3 separate regions of the Homo sapiens genome follow, and regions 1 and 2 are each linked to region 3. The links are chromatin contacts, found by Hi-C or POLR2A ChIA-PET in ENCODE. All regions are on one chromosome and are shown on one strand. The core of a region is the stretch at or near the end of the contact, and the rest is flanking DNA. Distances in the headings are between cores, read along the strand shown. Region 1 holds the start of CDKL3 (cyclin dependent kinase like 3). Region 2 overlaps JADE2 (jade family PHD finger 2). Region 3 has its middle 30 kb from the start of LINC02999.

Region 1 (4,510 bases), core at 857-3,356, 99 kb after region 3:
TTTTCCAAAATGATATAACACTTTTAACTGATTCAGTGAATGTGCATCATAAAGTCTTACAGCTGTGTATTAGCAAGAATCACTGGCTGTCCTTGTTAACCAGGCCTGCCATAACCTACTTGTAGAAGGAATAATTTTAAAGCTATTAACTGTATGCTGTTATCAGTTCTGTAGCTCTGGATTATGAGTTCATTGAGGGCAGGGACTCAGTTTGGTTCATCTTTGTCCTGGGCAAATTTTTTTATTTTTTGAGACAGAGTTTTGCTCTGTCACCCAGGTTGGAGTGCAGTGGTGTGAACAGGGCTCACTGCAGCCTTGACCTTCTGGGCTCCAGTAATTCTCCTTCAGACGCCCAAGTAGCTGGGACCACAGGTGTGCACCACCATGCCCGGCTAATTTTTTGTAGAGATGGAGTTTTGCCCTCTTGCCCAGGCTGGTCTGGAACTCCTGGGCTCAAGTGATCTGCCCACCTTGGCCTCCCTGGGATTACAGGTGTGAGCCACTGTGCGCAGCCTCCTTGCAAATATTTAGCCCACAACAAATAATATGCTTACACCAAGTTTGAGCCCACTATAAGATTTACTATGACATTCTTATTTATAGAAGGTATTTTATATTGTGGTTGAATAACTTTCTTTTTTTTTTTTTTTTTTTTTTTGAGATGGAGTCTCGCTCTGCCACCCAGGCTGGAATGTAGTGGTGCGATCTCCGCTCACTGCAAGCTCCGCCTCCCGGATTCACGCCATTCTCCTGCCTCCGCCTCCCGAGTAGCTGGGACTACAGGCGCCCGCCACCACGCCCAGCTAATTTTTTCTATTTTTTAGTAGAAATGGGGTTTCACCGTGTTAGCCAGGATGGTCTCGATCTCCTGACCTCGTGATCCGCCCGCCTGGGCCTCCCAAAGTGCTGGGATTACAGGCGTTAGCCACTGCGCCCGTCTGAATAACCTTCAAAGAAAAGACAATTCTGAATATTTTAGGTGATCAATGAAAACGATGACCACTTCTCCTTTCTCTCAATATAAACCCTAGCAGCATAGAAAAAACTTGAGAAGCTTCAAAAATACTAATTTATTTACGCTATCCCAATTAAATCAGGTGCTCTGGCATTGGGGCAGGGGTGTGGAGGTGGGGGTTGGGATGCTTTCTAAAAGCTCTCCAGGTGTGATTTAAATATGCATGCTGGGTGGGACCCACCAGACTAGATTTATTAAATAATGCCTTTCCTCTTATTTAGCGGAAGCATAGCGAGATTTCGCTTTTTTACATTTAACTCATTTTATAGAAGAAAGCAAAGAAAGCCCTATTCAATAAAGAAAGCACTCCCTAGGCACTTGGTCTAGTGATATGGTGGTTATTCATTAGGGACTGTCATTCCAGTTGAACTCTATGTCTACTTAAGCAGTTAGACACTGGCCTCTTTATTTCCGTGCTCTTGTACATCATTTCGTATATGGTGGAACTCTTCGAATTACTTGCTTTCCTAGAGTTTGACATGTGGTGAGGGAGGTTTTTTTTCTTTAAAAAAGATTACTAGCAGTTGGAAAAAATTAAAAGGCATATGGCAAGTGTTCAAGAAAAGTTTTTGATTTAAGAACCATCTTGACCGGGGGCGGTGGCTTACGCCTGTAATCCCAGCACTTTGGGAGGCCGAGGCAGGCGGATCACCTGATGTTGGGAGTTCGAGACCAGCCTGGCCAACATGGTAGAAACCCCGTCTCTACTAAAAATACAAAATTATCCGGGCGTGGTGGCACACGCCTGTAATCCCAGCTACTCGGGAGGCTGAGGCAGGAAAATCACTTAAACCTGGAAGGAGGAGGTTGCAGTGAGCCAAGATCAGCGACACTGCAGTCCAGCCTGGGCGACAGAGCTAGACTATCTCAAAAAAAAAAAAAAAAAAAAAAAAGATGCAGATCCTTCCTATCCACATTCAAAAGCAACCTTGTGAGGAGGCTCAGCTGCGACAGCAATCTGTACTCCCCTCCCCCATTCCCAAGCACAGCACTCTTCCACCTTGCGCCTACCCAGAGTAGGTTTCCGTTTCTTCCCACTTCCCCTTCCGGGTCGGGACCCTGCCCATGTTCCGGTCTTGCGCACGAGTCTAGAACGCAGCAACTCCGCCGGCGTTTCCATGGTGGCAAGTGGCCGGTTCCTTGCGGGGCTGAGCAACAAAGTAGTATCAGTGTTCGGTGGCTCCACTGGAACTACGCAGAGCCAGACCAGCGGGACCACAGAATGGGCTGAGGCGGCGGCGGCTGTTTGGATAAAGTCAACAGCGGGACGTGGGGCGTGACGCCGGTCCGGCATCCTAAGACGTGTGGTTTGAGTTGCGGGCGAGACCAGGCTTTTTTTAGGACCTTGGGCCTGATAAGTGGGCGACTGCAGTAGTGCGGGAACCTATTATTTGACAGGAACATGACAGGAAGTGTAGGGACCCCATGCTTGATGGATGGTGACTTATAGTGTGGTAGTCTCAGTGTTGATGGGCATGACCGAGACAGCAGGAGTACCCCTAAGTTCTGGTGAGAGGTGGAGCCTCAGAAGGACACCTTACTCAAGCTGTCTTTAGTTCCCAAAGACAAAAAGGCTCAGTGGAAAAGATTCCTTTTTTTTTTTTAATGTCTCTATATTTGAGACTGTGGGTTTATTGTGGATATGCATTATCTAGTTTTAATAAATAAAAGTATAAACGTTTAACATTTTCCATTTTCTTTCTTTATTTCTATAAAGTAGTAAAAGCCCAGCTTGAAAATGGAGATGTATGAAACCCTTGGAAAAGTGGGAGAGGGAAGTTACGGAACAGTCATGAAATGTAAACATAAGAATACTGGGCAGATAGTGGCCATTAAGATATTTTATGAGAGACCAGAACAATCTGTCAACAAAATTGCGATGAGAGAAATAAAGTTTCTAAAGGTTTGCTTCTTTTGCCTTAATCATCTAAGTCAAAAGAAAAAATTGTTATGGAATAAAAAATTGCATAAAATATTTTAGTTCACACGTACTGATTCATATTATGGAGAAACAAGTGTAATACTCTATCTTATCTACATTTTGTAATTTTATAGTGATACAAGATATATGTGTTTTGGGGTATGTAACAAAAGCTACACCAATATTGTTTAATAATTATTCAGAAATATTCAAGTATAATACTTAATAAAAATTTCTGCTATGTGCAAGGCATGGTGCTAGGTACTGAGACTATAAGGAGGTAAAAGATAGTTCCTGCCCTTAAAGACTTCTATAATTTAATCAGAAAGGAGAGTATATGAAAATCATACTGAATAAAAAGTGGCTCATAATAAATGCCAAGGAATCAACACAAAGTCCTTTCCCTGGTAGGGAAAGTTTTTTTGAGGAAATGGGACATGAATTTGGCTTTGAAGGATGTGGAGGGTTTAGATAAGAGGGAGAAACTGTTGTGTTCTAGGTTAGAGGAACAACATAAACTCAAAAGAGACTAAAGAAGGACAAAGGATAAAGGGCAAAGTGGAAAGGACAAAGAGCAAAGACATGTGCCTGTAGAGTTTTCTGAGCAGAATTGGAAAGAGGTATATTAGAACAGTAAATTGGAGGTAGATTTTAAAGTCTTTTAGGCTAAGGAGTCAAAACTTGATTTTGTAAGAGGTGGAAAGTCGTGAAGGTTTTGAATTCAGTGTAAAGAAATGTAAATTTTAATCTACCACTATTGTGCAGAATAGATTGGAGGACTAAGAGTAAAAATAGGTCTGTTAGGAGTTCAATTAAGGAATTTTGGAAAATGTCTGAGGACCCTTGCTAAAATGCAGCAATGTGAATGAAAAGTAAAGTTAGAACATGCTGTATTGTAAAAAACAAAAAAAAAAGACATGAGGCCGGGTGCGGTGGCTCACGCTTGTAATCCCAGCACTTTGAGAGGCCGAGGCGGGTGGATCACCTGAGGTCAGGGGTTCAAGACCGTCCTGGACAACATAGTGAAACCCCGTCTCTACTAAAAATTAAACAAAAAAAATTAAGGCCGGGTGCGGTGGCTCACGCTCCCAGCGCTTTGGGAGGCTGAGGCGGGTGGATCACGAGGTCAGGAGATCGAGACCATCCTGGCTAACGCGGTGAAACCCCGTCTTTACTAAAAAATACAAAAAATTAGCCGGGCGAGGTGGCGGGTGCTTGTGGTCCCAGCTACTGCGGAGGCTGAGGCAGGAGAATGGCGTGAACCCGGGAGGCGGAGCTTGCAGTGAGCCAAGACAGCGCCACTGCACTCCAGCCTGGGCGACAGAGCAAGACTCTGTCTCAAAAGAAAAGGAAAAAAAAAAAAAAAATTAGCCAGGCATAGTGTCGCGCCCCTGTAATCCCAGCTACTTAGGAGGCTGAGGCACGACAATCGCTCAAACCCAGAAGGTGGAGGTTGCAGTGAGCCGAGATCACGCCACTGCACTCTAGCCTGGGCGTCAGAGTGAGACTCCATCTCAAAAGAAAAAAAAAAAGGGCGCTGTGGCTCACGCCTGTAATCTCAGAACTTTGGGAGG
Region 2 (5,036 bases), core at 78-2,577, 76 kb before region 3:
TGAGATCACACCACTGCACTCCAGCCTGGGGAACCAAGTGAGACTCCATCTCAAAAAAAAAGGCCAGGCATGGTGGCTCACGCTTGTAATCCCAGCACTCTGGGGGGCCGAGGCAGGCGGATCACCTGAGGTTGGGAGTTCGAGACCACCCTGACCAACGTGGAGAAACCCTGTCTCTACTAAAAATACAAAAATTAGCTGGACGTGGTGGCACATGCCTGTAATCCCAGCTACTCTAGAGGCTGAGGCAGGAGAATCACTTGAACCCAGGAGGCAGAGGTTGCAGTGAGCTGAGATCGTACCATTGCACTACAGCCTGGGCAACAAAAGCAAAACTCCATCTCAAAAAAAAAAAAAAAAAAAAAAAGGTATAGGTACCTAGGGTGCTACTCCAGACCATGTAAGTCAGAATACCTGGGGTGGGGTGGTATTAAAACAATAATCTCTGCTCTGTAAATTCCATTAGATTCTCAGAGATGTGTTCCACAAAGGGTTAAGCACTAACAATGGCTACACCATTTAGTGAGCCAGGCAAGGCCAGAAACTCATTGTGTAAATTATTATACTAGCTCCCTAGGCCAGGCTCAGGACTTCAGGGCCAAAAGATAGATAGCTCTGTTGGGATGCCATAGGCAGCAGAAGACAGCAGGCTGAGTTCTCAGGGGCAGCTCCACCTTTTCCTTCTACTGCCTTAAGGAGCTCCCAGGGCAGACTTCAGGCTTTGCGCACTTCCACCAAAAATCCTAGCCCAGCCTCCCAAGAATCCCAGGGCCCATGCCTTCAGCTCTCAGCTCGGAGGCCCGCACTCACTCCCCCTTCACTCTGGCTGAGGGAAGGGCCAGCCATTGGGCAAGGGCCAGATGGGAAGCTGGGCCTCCAGGCCTTAGCCCTGTCCAGGGTCCTGACTCCTGGTCAAGTGCTTTCTTCAGCCCTGAGGCACCTCACTTGCTGTAGAGTGCCCCTTGGCTTGCGCCCTTAGGGTGCACTGGGAAAGGGCAGCCCCTGAGAGGTCATCAAAGGGCATCCCTGCCTATCCCACCCAAACCCAACCCCAGCCCTTTCATAGCTGTTGGATTCACTGTGTCCCCCACCCCATCATTGCCCACATTTAGAGATGAGGAGACAAGTGAACCACGAGTTCCATGGCTCTGCAGCCACCAAGGAGGGGCTTTCCACAGCACACACATCACTCCGTAAGTGTTCCCACTGGGGACTCCTGCCACACTAAGCAAACCACATGACCAGCCTGACAGCCACCCCATAGGCTTCATACTCCAGGGGATTGAGTAGATGGGGCTCCCAGAACCCCTTTCACCAGGGTATCCAAGGCCCAGGCTCAGCAGACCATAAAGGCCCCGCCCAAGCCATTCACAGAAAGAGAAGAGAGCAGTCCGTGAGATTTAGTGCAAACATTCTCTGCCGCCAAATCCTCGCTTTCATCTCTGCCCTCTCATGAGCCAAATAACTTGGAAGCGTTCATTGATGGTTTCCTCTCTGCCCCAAGATAAGTTGGAATTTATGCCGGCCACGGCTCAACCTTGTCACTTAGAGGACTAGGAAAACCTCTCAGGCTGCTCTCCAGCCTACTGTGGGAGGAAAAGCTTGTGCTGGGCAACAGTTCAAGGGTTCTGGGCGGGGAGGACTTCATTGGCCCTTCTAGAGCCCAGGACTTGAGGTGGGGAGGTGTCTCCCAGGCAGACCTCAGAGCCTGCGGAGGCTCCTGGGCTTGGACCCAGGGCCACGTGGAGCTAGTCCCCAGCAGGGTTGGGCATCGATACTTGTACAATGGGTTTGACTATTTTTAGGTGTGGAAAGGTACAAAGGCTCTGGGCTGGAAAACCCAAGAGGCAGGGGAATTTTCTGCCCCATGCAAATTGCTCTTTCTTCTCAGCCTCCGCTGACACCTGTTTCCTCCCAGGCAGGCCTGATCCTTGGTGCAGATGGCAGCCTTGCGCCTGGGAGGTGGCCCATCCTCCCACTGGAGATTGGAGGAAGCAGAGCAAGGGCAGGAGACTGGCTTAAGTTCCCCCTGGAGTCAAGGAGATAAGCCAACCCTAGGAACTCCCCAAAACTCCCCATCCCACTTCAACTTGAACAGCTACAACAAACAGGAGATAGGTGGGATTCTCGAAAGACAGGTTCTTCATGTCTGAAATGGGCACGACAATTCTTGCCTTCCAGGACCAGGAAGGCACATAAAGGTAGCTACTGTTTTACTACTTCAACCACAGCAACTGGGGAGTCCCTGTAGTTCTCAAGACTGGGGTGAGGCTAGGCGCAGTAGCTCATGCCTGTAATCCTGACACTTTGGGAGGCCAAGGTGGGAGGATCGCCTGAGCTCAGGAGTTTGAGACAAGCCTGAGCAACACAGTGAGACCTTGTCTCTACTGAAAAAAAAAAAAAGACAAAAAAAAAAATTAGCCAGGCATAGTGGTGTGCACCTGTAGTTCTAGCTACTCGGGAAGCTGAGATGGGAGGATCACTTGAGCCTGAAAGTTTGAGGCTGCAGTGAGCCATGATTGCACCACTGCACTCCATCCTGAGTGACAGAGGGAGACCTTGTCTCAAAAGTAAAAAGGAAAAAAAAAAGACCGAGGGTGGGGAAGGTCCCAAACAACCAAGAGCCAGCAGGGCTCCCCAAGGCCCCACCTGCCTTTTGCTTCCTTGGCTGCGCTTAAGCACATCCCATCCCCCTACCAAGCAGGGCTACCCCAGGAGGGCAGTGAGAGCTTCAACACTGTCCCACCCCCACCTCCACCTCACCTCCAGCACTGCATTCCCCTCTCTTAACAGCATTCCCAGAGAAAACACTGTCTATACCCTACCCACCATGGGGCCATGGAAGTCAGGCTTGGGGGATGGGGCATCAGGTCTCAAAGAATCCCAGCCCCACCTCCCCAGGGGAGAGTCCTAGAGGAGGGCAGCTCCTGGAGGAGGCAAGGCGGAGTCCTTTTTCAGATGCAAGCCTCTGCAGAAGCCCCCCTCCAAGGGCTGGCTAAAGACAGTGGAGCCAGGACTGCATCTGTGGTGAGGTAGCATAGAGGAGGGGCCAGCATGGAGCAAAGACATCCTCTCCAACCCATGACGAGGGCCCCGCCACCAAACTCTGGGCCTTTCTGCCCTTGGCATTGTGAGCCCCAAGGATTTAAGGTCTTGGCTAAATGACCTTGCGATCCTCACTTTCCTTATTTTCAACAGGACTGAGAAATTCTGGGCTAGTTTTAATGATTAAAAAGGAGTGTCCAGCCCCAGTGCCTGGCTACTTCTTGGCTGTAGTACAGTGTCCTACTTAAGAGCCAGGATTGGCCGGGCGCGGTGGCTCACGCCTGTAATCCCAACACTTTGGGAGGCCGAGGCAGGTGGATCACCTGAGGTCAGGAGTTCAAGACCAGCCTGGCCAACATGGTGAAACCCCATCTCTACTAAAAATACAAAAATTAGGCCGGGCGCGGTGGCTCATGCCTGTAATCCCAGCACTTTGGGAGGCCAAGGCGGGCGGATCACAAGGTCAGGAGGTCGAGACCATCCTGGCTAACACGGTGAAACCCCGTCTCTACTAAAAAAATACAAAAAATTAGCCGGGTGTGGTGGCGGGCGCCTGTAGTCCCAGCCACTCGGGAGGCTGAGGCAGGAGAATGGCGTGAACCCAAGAGGCGGAGCTTGCAGTGAGCCGAGATCACGCCACTGCACTCCAGCCTGGGCAACAAAGCAAGACTCCATCTCAAAATAAATAAATAAATAAATAAATAAATAAATAAAATAAAAATAAAAATACAAAAATTAGCTGGGTGTGCTGTGTGCACCTGTAATCCCAGCTACTCGGGAAGCTGAGGCAGGAGAGGCATTTGAACCCAGGAGGCAGAGGTTGAAGTGAGCCGAGATCATGCCACTGCACTCCAGCCTGGGGAACAGAGAGAACCTCAGTCTCCAAAAAAAAAAAAAGAGCCAGGATTAAGACCCTCCATCTCTCCATCTCTCCAAGCTTCTGCAGCCCCATCTGTGCCAAAGGCTTCTTCTGTGGTCAGTGCAATGAATACCTTGTGGCATTAGCACTGAAGACCTACAAGAAGGAGCAATAAGGCCCTAGGGTGGGAGTTTTCAGGGACCCCAGAAGGAGGGTCCAGGTGTCCAGGAGTCTACCCACCCCCAGTGCGCTTCTCAGTTCCAGAGGCCATAAACCTCTACCTGCTGTAAGAAACATCCCAGGTCAAAGTAAGGAAGGCTTCAAATGCAGATGCCTGTGAAATGGGTATAAGGAACCTATGACTAATTGGATGGCTCTGAGGACTCCACCCCTTATCCCTGCACCAGCAAATCCTTATCACTCTTGGCTCGGCCTCCAAAATGTCACAAACCCTGCTGCTTCTCATTCCACTGCTACCACCCAGCTCTAAGCCACCACTATTTCCCTGCTGGATGACTGCAACTCTCCCTTCTCTCACAGCGGCCAGGGGGAACTTTCACTAAAACATCAGGCTGTGTCATTACCCTGTCTGAGATCCTTGAAAGGCTTCTCCCCTTGCTCAGTTCAATAGGAACATCTTCACAACAACCTGGAAGGCTGAGGGAAACTGGCCCCTACTCCCCTTCATTCCACTCGGCCACGCTGGCCTCCCTCTGCACTGCCCGTGCCCTCTGCCAGGAATGCTCTGCCCCAGTCTCCGCAGGGCAGCTCACTCTCACTCCCCACAGATCTCTGGGAAGCTCATCACTACCCACCTCGGAGGGCTTCTTTTCGTTCTGTCGGGGCCAGCCCGACTTGGTGCTGCTGGGCAGTTTGGAGCATCTTGATGCGGATGTAGATGTCGCATGACCTGCAGAGAGAGAACAGTCCATTAGGGGTCCTGGAGGGCCAGGAGCACCACCCACTCATGCCCAAGAATAGGAAGCTTCTAAGCAAAGCCCCGGCTAGAATGTTCATGAGGGAGAAACCTCTGTGAGACCTAGTATCCCTGCTCTGGGCCTCAGTCTCCCCACTGATGAATGGGGACATGAAGCCTCCTCTACTCGCCAACCAGAAGGCTGGAGAAATCAAA
Region 3 (4,425 bases), core at 102-2,601:
TTGAGGGCATTCCTGCATCTCTGAATTGCCATCGTGAGGCCATGGAACACCACATTTGGCAACAAGCCAAGGGGACAGGCCTGGCCAATGAAGAGCTCTCGGAACCTGAGGCCCCACTCTCAGCTTCCCTACCCCGCGGGGACTCTGCCTCAGGCAGCAGAAGAGCAAGAGACAGGATTGGAGATGGAGACGGGGGTGGGGCGACAATCCAGCACCGGCACCTCCCACAGGCGGGGACCAGAGGCTGCCCTCTTCGCTGAGCCGGGCACTGGGTGAATGAATGATCAATGACAGTTCTTAGAAGCTCCCTCCTTTGCTACCCCCACCCCTCGCCCCAATCCCAGGCACATTCCCCACTAGGGAATTGGCCACATCCCAAGTCAGACACATCCTGGCTACAGCTGGCTCTGGGCCGGGCACCCCCGGGGCAGCCGGGCAGGGCGGGGTGTCCTGGAGAGCCGCGGATGGGCCTCACACCCAGGCTGGGCCAGGACACCCCGTCCTTGGCCGAGGCCCAAACCGGCTCTGTTTACAGAATCTGTCAGCTCTGTTTCCCCCTCCCCCACCCACCACTTCCCCTAGAGTCCTGGGGGCTGGGAAAGGTGCAGGCGGGGCCTGAGGGAGCTTAGGCGGCTGCCAAATCCCTGCGGCCCCATCAGCCCCTCTCCCCATCTTGGCTCCTAAGATCTATCCGCCCCAGTTCTCCAGTCTTCTGGTTTCCTCTTCAAAGCGTCGGGTGGCACTCCACCCCTGGGGAATGTGCATTTTGAGACAGATCTGGAGAAACAATCCTTACCCCCAAGGAAAATTTAGCTAACGGTGGAAAGATAGGCACCGTGCCGCCAGGGGCCCACAAGCTCGGGCTTTCTGGAACTGCTCCAGCCAGCCAGGAAGGAGACCTCCCTCCTTCCCTGGGACCCCAAGCCGATGGGCCCCTGGGAGTATTTCCAGAACTGCTGGAGGAACTTGGCGCAAGTTAGGTGTAGCCTGGCAGGCGGGCTGAGGGCTTTCGGGAGCAGCGAAGTCCGGAGATAAGGCCAACCGCTTGCAGGGCCGCCGTGACTCAGCTCCCGCCGGCCGCAAGGAAGCTCCGCGGCCCCCTCGGAGCAGGACGAGGAGGAGGGGCGATGGGCAGAGGCGGAGCCTGGGACGCCCCGCCCCCCGCTCCGGGAAGGACGACCCACCACACCCAGCTTCCCAGAGGCGCCCGGATTTCCCACGGGTTTCCCCGCTTGCTGTATATAATAACAAAGGCTGGCACTTTCTGAGCGCTCGCTCTGTGCTAGGCACTTCACAGGTCACTTGTTTGTTATCCCCAACAAGCCTCAGAAGCAGGTGCCATATGACCTCCACTTACAGACAAGGAAACAGGCTCTGAGAGGCCAAGTGACTTGCACAAGGTCACACGGCTACTGAGTGGTGGGGGCTGCAGCTTCCAAGCGCCCAGACCCCTCCTGCCCCTTCCCAGCCCCTATGTCCCGCTTTGAGAGGGGCCAGTGGGTCTCCTGGTGGTACCTTACTGGGCAAAACCAAGAACCTGGACATCTCCTGGCCTGGGAGCTAACTCAATGCAAGTATGTCATTTGGAGGCAAGTCCAGTCTGGTTTTAGGTGATGGCAAAGTTCCCAGCTCTAAGCTCCCCTTGACCTCCACTCTGAGGGAAACTCTTGGGCACAAGGATGGCCCCCTGACCCTCCTCCAGAATACTGCCCACACCAACACCCAGCCCTGCCCTCTGGAGGGATGAGTCTCCATCCAGAAAGCCCCTGGCTTGCTCACAAGTTAGCCCCTGAAACCTGCGGACTTGACAAGTGAGCAACAGCAGGCCCTCGTCGCTGCCACTGCCACTGGCTGGCCCCTGCCCATAGGTCAGTGCCAGGACAATGCTACAGAAAGCCAGTCTGAGCCCCAGGAGGGGTCAAGGAGCAAAGGGCAACCTGCACCCTAGGGCTGCTCTGCAAGGTAGTGAGCTGTCTGTCGTTTGGGGTGGGGGAGCACCTATGAAAGAAACAATTCAAAAAGAGGGGAGGATGAGATAACCTTTCAAACGCCAAACTCCTCTCTTCTATGAGGCAGGCAGTATACAAGTGAGTGGCTTATCTGACAACTGCTTAGATGGAAACTTTCCACTTTGGGAGGCCAAGGTGAGAGCGTTGCTGGAAGCCAGGAGTTTGAAACCATCCTGGGCAACAAAGCAAGACCCTGTCTCTGCAAAAAATTTAAAAATTAGCCAAGGCTGGACATGGTGGCTCACTCCTGTAATCCCAGCACTTTGGGAGGCCAAGGCAGGCAGATAACTTGAGGTCAGGAGTTTGAAACCAGCTTGGCCAACATGGTGAAACCCCATCTCTACTAAAAATACAATTAGCAGGGTGTGGTGATGCACACCTGTAATCCCAGCTGCTCCGGAGGCTGAGGCAGGAGAATTGCTTGAACCCAGGAGGCGGAGATTGCAGTGAGCCGAGATTGTGCCATGCCAGCCCGGGCAACAGAGCGAGACTCCTTCTCAAAAAAAAAAAAAAAAAAAAAAGGTAGTCGAGCATAGTGGCATGCACCAGTACTCCCAGCTACTCAGGATGCTGAGGCAGGAGGGTTGCTTGAGACCAAGAGTTTGAAGCTGCAGTGAGCTGAGAGTGCACCACTGCACTCCAGCCTGGGCGACAGAGTGAGACCCTGTCTCTAAAAATAAAATAAATAAATGAAGGAGACTCTCCCACTTCCTTCCCTTTTGACCTCTTTCTGCTGGGCCCTGTGGACTTCCTCCTGGAGACTCAGAAAACATTGGAAATAAGGGTACTCCCATGTGCCCCTGCCTCTGTTTGCCACTGTCTCAGTAACCAGTGCGTGGGCTCTGGGAGGCTCTGATTCATGGGAAGAAAGGAAGGGAGGGATGGAGGGAGGGAGGAGGAAGTCTTGAGATGAGACGCTGCTCTGTGGTTGAGTTGGTCTGACCTGGGCCCCAGTCCTAGCTCCAACCTCTTTTCCCAAATATGTGACTTTGAAAAATACCGCTTCACTCCCAGAGCTTCCATAAAATGAGAGAAATGCTTTGCTATAAATTAGATTTTTCTGCCAACCAGGATAATTCAAGAATTTCCCCTTGACATTCTCGAGATCAACCACCCTTCTGGTGAGAGTTGTTGATAGCAACCAGTGACCATGGTGGGCAAATGGTCAAATAAGTGACAGTGCCCAGTGGGCAGCCCAGCTCTACGTAGACATCATACTTGGCAGCTCTGTGTGGAGGAGGTAAGTCCCCAAGGACAGGCAAGTTTGGGTGCGAGAGGAGGGAGAGAGAAAGGGAACTGAGTAGGGGCTACAGAAGATGGGTTTCTTGCAATGGGAGGGGCTGTGGTCTGGGAATAGGGGACCTGTGTCCTGAAGATACTACTGGCCACCGCTTCTGTGTACACGGCATAGCATGAAGTGCTTCACACGCATTGTCACATTTAGCTCTGTCTGTAAGGCAGGTACTGTTATTACCCCCACTTTACAGATGCAAAAATCAAGGCTTGGAGAGGTTAAGAGATTTGCCAGTGGACGAGCCAGGCAGGCTGACTCTGGAGCCCTGTCCTGCCAGGTTCTGGTTCTGGTGCCTCGCCCTTGCCCTATCTCCTTCCCCCACGGTTGTCTTGGAGGCTGATACCCAATGGCCAGACCAATTGTGCCCAGTCCTCCAAGATCCCCACCTTTGCCTGACATGCTCTGTCTCCCCCTTCTAGCTGCCCTGTCCGGCCAGGGTAGCTTTGGTTGTGTTGGGTCTTGTGCAGAGAGAGCAGGGTTGACAGGGACTAGGATCAAGGCCCCAACTTACTGGAGACAGGATGTAGGAAAGGCCCTGTGGCTGGTGCTGTATCTTGCACAGCAAAGGAAGACCGGGAGGGTCTGTTACCCTGTTACCTGAACCCAGATCTGGTTTCAGAAGGATTGAGGAAGGTTTTAGACAGTTTTTCAGGGAAGCTGTAAGGCTGAGGCTGCCCCAGCTACAAGATGATACTGGAGGATGCCAAGGCCTTCTCAGGACCCCCACATTCTCATGTCGGAGTCGTGGTCTGGCCTGAGCCATCTCCTGGAGGATGGACTGCATTGCAGTCCTCCCAGCCTCCATGCAGTGGTACTGAGACCCCAAAGAGGGGCCCCATCCCCTTTGGTTTGAAGAGCTCCATCCCTGCCCTCTCACCTCCACTCTCAGTCGACTCTTCATCTTTCCTTGGAAACAAATCACTCCCAACTTCAAAGCATCGTAATTCCGCTCAAAGAGCAATCTCGAGAATGTCAAGGGGAAATTATTGAATTATCCTGCTTGGCAGAAAAATCTAATTTATAGCAAAGAATTTCTCCTGAAGTTTTAATAGTTTTTTTTTTCCTCCGATGGATTTTAATGCACAATTGTTTCCCAAGCTTGGAAATCTAGTTTGAAGCACT

Evidence for each region. Hi-C counts contacts between places; a loop is a spot of excess contacts on that map. ChIA-PET counts read pairs that join two places held with the same protein, here RNA polymerase II (POLR2A). Pooled maps may share reads with other maps.
Region 1: a loop to region 3 is called in a pooled map, with 6 times the contacts of the local background. The contact joins the promoter of CDKL3 here to the enhancer-like site in region 3. A Hi-C loop is called at or near these places in 13 of 168 maps with a recorded cell type or tissue (MCF 10A, Right ventricle myocardium inferior, cardiac septum and 6 more), 3 of 37 single-sample maps with no recorded cell type and 27 of 50 pooled maps. POLR2A ChIA-PET finds 5 or more read pairs at or near these places in 23 of 52 experiments (A549, CD4-positive, alpha-beta T cell, CD8-positive, alpha-beta T cell and 15 more).
Region 2: a pooled map shows a loop between it and region 3 (2.4-fold over the local background). The contact joins two enhancer-like sites. A Hi-C loop is called at or near these places in 1 of 168 maps with a recorded cell type or tissue (endothelial cell of umbilical vein), 1 of 37 single-sample maps with no recorded cell type and 9 of 50 pooled maps. POLR2A ChIA-PET finds 5 or more read pairs at or near these places in 20 of 52 experiments (A549, AG04450, CD4-positive, alpha-beta memory T cell and 15 more).

Annotation. Positions count from the first base shown.
Region 1 is chr5:134,364,767-134,369,276 of GRCh38, reverse strand. CDKL3 (cyclin dependent kinase like 3) reads left to right here and starts at 2,106. Exons shown (of 13, transcript NM_001113575.2): 1 at 2,106-2,300; 2 at 2,733-2,918. The coding sequence starts at 2,754.
Region 2 is chr5:134,537,767-134,542,802 of GRCh38, reverse strand. It overlaps JADE2 (jade family PHD finger 2), which reads right to left. Exons shown (of 12, transcript NM_001388185.1): 3 at 4,720-4,814. Among named protein-coding and RNA genes, the nearest start is that of JADE2, 15 kb to the right of the region's middle. RefSeq lists enhancers at 1,691-1,770, 1,781-2,020, 1,199-2,130, 2,131-3,061, 3,062-3,993 and 1 more. Within about 2 kb of position 1,327, at least 3 of the 41 ENCODE cell types and tissues checked have a DNase peak (open chromatin) inside an H3K27ac peak, as active enhancers do; they include GM12878, where a contact is called at or near this core.
Region 3 is chr5:134,462,622-134,467,046 of GRCh38, reverse strand. No RefSeq gene overlaps it. Among named protein-coding and RNA genes, the nearest start is that of LINC02999, 30 kb to the right of the region's middle. Within about 2 kb of position 1,351, at least 37 of the 41 ENCODE cell types and tissues checked have a DNase peak (open chromatin) inside an H3K27ac peak, as active enhancers do; they include CD8-positive, alpha-beta T cell, GM12878, Panc1 and 6 more, where a contact is called at or near this core.